2 separate regions of the Homo sapiens genome follow, and region 2 is linked to region 1. A link is a contact called in ENCODE Hi-C or POLR2A ChIA-PET data. All regions are on one chromosome and are shown on one strand. The core of a region is the stretch at or near the end of the contact, and the rest is flanking DNA. Distances in the headings are between cores, read along the strand shown.

The links. A loop is a pair of places that touch in the nucleus more often than their neighbours do. ChIA-PET counts read pairs that join two places held with the same protein, here RNA polymerase II (POLR2A). Pooled maps may share reads with other maps.
Region 2: a pooled map shows a loop between it and region 1 (2.3-fold over the local background). The contact joins the promoter of TROAP here to the enhancer-like site in region 1. A Hi-C loop is called at or near these places in 2 of 50 pooled maps. POLR2A ChIA-PET finds 5 or more read pairs at or near these places in 2 of 52 experiments (H1 and activated B cell).

The regions. Positions count from the first base shown.
Region 1 is chr12:49,200,757-49,203,385 of GRCh38, reverse strand. No RefSeq gene overlaps it. Among named protein-coding and RNA genes, the nearest start is that of TUBA1A, 13 kb to the right of the region's middle. Within about 2 kb of position 1,330, at least 14 of the 41 ENCODE cell types and tissues checked have a DNase peak (open chromatin) inside an H3K27ac peak, as active enhancers do.
Region 2 is chr12:49,321,876-49,324,504 of GRCh38, reverse strand. It overlaps TROAP (trophinin associated protein), which reads right to left and starts at 1,250. Exons shown (of 15, transcript NM_005480.4): 1 at 1,156-1,250; 2 at 753-901; 3 at 468-660. The coding sequence starts at 896. TROAP-AS1 (TROAP and PRPH antisense RNA 1) reads left to right here. Exons shown (of 8, transcript NR_120449.1): 1 at 1-13; 2 at 166-358. RefSeq lists enhancers at 1,027-1,176, 2,318-2,537.

The sequences.
Region 1 (2,629 bases), core at 81-2,580:
CAACATGGTGAAACCCCAGTTCTACTAAAAATACAAGAAATTTGCTGGGCGTGGTGGTGCATGCCTGTAGTCCCAGCTACTCAGGGGTGTTGAGGTGGGAGGATTGCTTGAGCCCGGGAAGTTGAGGCTGCAGTGAGCCCTGATTGTGCCACTACACTCTAGCATGGGCTACAGAGTCTCAATACATACATAAATAAATATCTCTTCAGATACTCTTTTGGAGTATAGGCACCTGAAAGAAGTACATATTTATGTCATCTCAACATTAATCTTTTCTAAATTTCAGCTCAGATTTGCAATTCTTTCCCATTTCAGAGCTGTAACTATCTACCTCTGAGTAGAAAACACACAGGAAACAAAATATTTGTACAGGATGGTGTAAGTAAGTTGTATTGACTTGGGGTTCATGTAAGACCCAAAAAATTGAGTTTTGAGAGATGATTTCAGTCGTTTCTGGGGATGACACTGATGTGGATCTTTAATCGGAATATTCTAGACTCTTCTGTGGAAATAGTATCATCATTTGTACCATGGTTCTGTGAACACAAAGGTGATCTCAAGCTGTCAGCAAGTGTTGATGCCTTAGAACTAGAAGTCACCTAAAACTGGTGAAATATTTCTTTTCTCTGCTCTTCATCTGATTTATTTTATTTTATTTTTAACTATTTTTTATTTTTTATTTATTTATGTTTTTTGCGATGGAGGTTCGCTCCTGTTGCCCAGGCTGGAGTGCAATGGCATGATCTCAGCTCACCACAACCTCTGCCTCCCAGGTTCAAGCGATTCTCCTCCCTCAGCCTCCCGAGTAGCTGGGATTACAGGCATGTTCCACCATGCCCAGCTAATTTTGTATTTTTAGTAGAGACGGGGCTTTTCCATGTTAGGCTGGTCTCAAACTCCCGACCTCAGGTGATCCACCTGCCTCAGCCTCCCAAAGTGCTGGGATTACAGGCGTGAGCCACCGCGCCCGGCTGTCTGATTTATTTATTTATTATTTTATTGGTTAAAGCTGATGACGCTAGGATATAAATCTTATTTTAATTAAACCATCACAATGTCCACTCTGCTCTGCACGGAAAGATTGGCATTGATGAAGAAGAAGCTGAGGATGAGCTCTGTGTGAAGCCTCCATTTTACACAGATTTTCACTGAACACAAGATGAACCGTCTTCTATAAAACCACTGGGGATGATGTGCGCTGGATTTTTTGCAACGATTTTTATCTCTGGTGTTTCTGGCACTGACTAAGGTTTCAGGCAGACAGAGGCATGGAGGACCTAGCGACAATCACTAGGGAGCTTCCTGGTTGCTAGCAACAGTAAATACCATGAAGACACAATGACACAAAGACTCAACTTTTCACATACACACAATGAGACCTGGAGCCTGGTTTCTTATTTCAGATACAGAGTCCTTGAGATACAGTACAAAGGCTTCTTCTCTCTCTCCTTTGTATTAAATTTTTTAAATTGTGTGCAGAAACACATACTGCCCAAGAGCCTATATGACCATCTTGCTGCTCAATTTGTCTAAGAACACTTGTATTCTAACCTTCCTCTCAGTACTGTCATTTTTTTACTATTTTGAGGGAGAAATAGAAGGAAATAAGCTGTTTATCTGACTTGGGGATTTTAAATTATGTGTGACTTTGAAAAACTCATTTGTAAATACCTGTCTTCTGTAAGAGTTATAATTGATTTCCACTCTTCTGAAAATATTCAGAAAAACTATCTGAAAGATCTTCTTCTCCAAGCTTATTCTCTATTTTGTTTTTAGAAAAGGTAGAAGCATACAGAATATGAAATACAGCACTGGCAATTTAAGGTTTTTCCATGACTCATTCAAGGAAATTGCATAATAGCCTTTCCCTGCCAAGTTCACAGACTCTTCTCAAATACCTTGCAATTTTCCTTATTCTATTCCTTTATTCCTCAACCTCATCTCTCTTTCCTTCTTTTCTATGTGCCATTAACTTTTTTCTCTTTTCTCTAAGGCTGTAAAACTCTCTAGGGTATAGTCATGTGATAGGCAAGGTGACAACGGAAATTTGAAATACCCCCAACCTTGCTAGTCTGTCTCCTAGCAACTGTATAATACGTTGCTTAGTAACATGGGGGTGAGAGTGAAGTCGCTCTTACAAATCTAAAAATACTGAAATCATTTTAAAAAGATTAATAGTGGGCTTATTTATTAAAATATACTAAATCCATAAATAGTCTTGCCATATAAGGGACTTATTTCAGGCTATGCTATCTTGAGTGAAACTCTACATCTCTTATAATCTGTAGACAGTACTAGAACAACAGATTGCTGTTCACATAAGCAGATGAAGGAAAAAACCCACAGCGTTCTCTAAGCCTTTCTCTTCTACACATGTATAATCAAAGTTTACATCCACAGGGAAATGGAGAAATGTTTGCTAAATGATCTTTTAGGCTAGGCAGATGAAGAAAAAGCTAGGCAGCTTTTTCTAAGTTCTCTTTTGCCTGTGCATAATTGATTTCTAAATCTAAAGGAAGGTGGATCCAGCATTATCTCCAGAGAAGTTTAAAAAAAAAAAAAAGAAAAAATATTTTAAAAAGGGAATATGGAGAGACATTTCTTAAAATGCTCTTTGAGGCTAGGCTTC
Region 2 (2,629 bases), core at 1-2,500, 120 kb before region 1:
AAACTATAGACAGGTAACAGACTCAAGCCAAGGTATATACATGTTATAAAAGAAGTGCTGCAAAGTATTAGGAGAACACAGAGCAACTGATTGTGACATGGGGAACTGGAAAAGGCTTCAGAAGAAGTGATATTTATTATTTATTTATTTATTTATTTTTTAAAGAGATGGGATCTCCCTCTGTCATCCAGGCTGGTCTCCAACTCCTGGCCTCCAGTGATCCTCCTGCTTCAGCCTCCTGAGTAGCTGTGATTACAGGTACAAGCCATGGCACCTGGCGAGATGACATTTTGCTGGAGGAAAGGGAGATCTTCTAAGAGCAAAGAGCTTTCCAGGAGCTGGGACCAGGACTATCACAGTAAGTAGGAGACAGCAGGAGTGAGTGCAAAACCCCAAAACCCCACTTTTACCCTTCCTAGTCCCCTACTCAGCCATGGAGGCCGTGTTACCATGGCTCCAACAGGTACCTGTCTGGGCAGGGGGCCCAGGCCCCACATTTTGACCCCTAGGGCTAGGCCTGAGCTCTTCCAAGGGGTTCCGAGGCTGACTGATCCCCACCAATCTTTGTGATGTCTCTGCCTGGTGCCTGGCTTTCGGCCTGGGGCCTGCTGAATCAACGAGGGGGCGTTGAATATTGAGCGGTGGTTTCTGCACCCATCTCTAGGGGAGGGAGCGGGGACAAAAAGGTGAGGTTTAGTGTTGGGGTGCATTACTGGTGTGACTACTGTCTTCCCCCATTAGGCCCCTCTTACCCTTGGATCTTGGTTCTCCTGGTCCACGGCGCACGATGTAACAGTGGGGAAAGGCGTGCGTTTCTGAGAGCGTACCGGAATCTTGCTAGGGGTAGGAGATACACCCCGGAGGAGGGGATCCTTCGTGGCTTGCCGGGTGGTCATGATGGCTACAATTGAGACGGGGAAGAAGGCAGGCAGAATCTAAGATCAAAGATCAACCAGTTCTCGGGGCACCTGTCCTGCCATCCCTGATACCTCCGCCCTAATCCACGCGCCCACAAGCCCCCGGCGCCTGCAAGACCGCTCTTATGGGTGCTATCTCCAGACACCCCGAGCCTACTCTTTCGCCCTCGGGCCCCAAACTGCCCTCCTCCCTATGAACCCAGCAGCCTTCGTTCCCTTCAAGACCCCCGTGCCTTACCTTACCGAGGCCCCTCAGGGCCTACCCAGCTTCCTCCGCTTTTCTCCTGACCCTCTCGGGTGCTGCTGGAGCTACTTTCTCAGTTTGTAAAATACGCCAAGCTCTTGATTGGCCCGGTCGCGCTCCCGCGGAGGCCCGCGTAGCCAGACTCAGCCGTCCAATCCGCGGGCATCGCAGGAGGGGCCAAAAGAAGGACCAATTGTCGAACCGCTTTCTGGCGAGGAAAAAAACTGACTCGGATCAATCAGCCAATCCGAGAGTGGAGCGCCGCTGGGAGGCGGGGAAAGAGGAAGGATGGGGCCGTTCCGAGGCCGGGGAAGGCGTAGCCACGGGAGCTCTCGCGAGGCCTCAGGACCGGCTAGGGGCCGGCCATTGGCAGGACCGGGCGAGGTCGCGGTACTGAGGGTACAGTTGATCGTTCCGATTGCTGCCAACGGTGTTGAAGGCTGGCCCGAGCCCCCGACCCGGCTTGACCATAGCACGGCGCCAAGCTTTGGGGACGCCATTCCAGATGCCCATAGAAAATATCTGCGTCCGGGCGCGGTGGCAGGCGCCTGTAATCCCAACACTTTGGGACGCCGAGGCGGGAGGATCTCTTGAGCTGAGTTTGAGACCAGCCTGGGCAACATAGCGAGACCACTCCCACCCGTTTCTCTACAAAATAATAAAATAATAATAATAATCCCTGTGCAGTGGTGCGCGCTTGTAGTCCCAGCCGCTCTGGAGGCTGAGGCAGGAGGATCGTGTTGAGCCCAGGAGGTTGAGGCTGTAGTGAGCTGTGGTCGCGCCACTGCACTCCAGCCTGGGCAACAGAGACCCTGTCTTAAAAAAAATAAAGAGGGAAAGAGAGAACATCTGTACGTTGTCTCCGGGATAAGGAACTGCCTTCAAACGGGCGGAGAGGGCTGGAGGGAATCGAACTGAGCCTAACAATATGTGTGCTCCTTGGAGCCTCACAATCCAGTGAGGTGTCTGATGAGGTGTCTTTCATTTTACGGGTAGGTAACAAGACTCATTGTTTTTGAACTCAGTTACCACAGCACCAGAATTGAATGGCTACTCACAGCTGGGGATTTCCTTGCCTCCAGGTTGCCTTTTGCAGATCTAGAGGTCTGGGGAGAGGGGGCTCACCTGCTGGTTATTGGTGGGCAAGGCTGTGAGACTGAGAGATCCTAGAATATCCTGCTTAAGATGGAAGGGGTAACCCCTAACGGGGGACAGGAAATGAACAACACTTAACAGAACTCTGGTGGATTTTCCCCACCAATCACAGAAGTTATTCTTACACAAGCCAGAAACCGAGGAGTTACTCCTTAACTCCTCCCACTCCCTTTACATATCCCATCTCTCATTCACTCTCACTAGTTTTACTATTTATGCATTTTTGGGACAGGGTCTCACTCTGTCGCCCAGGCTGGAGTGCAGTGGTGCGATCTCAGCTCACCGCAGCCTCGGCCTCCTGAGGTGGGAACCT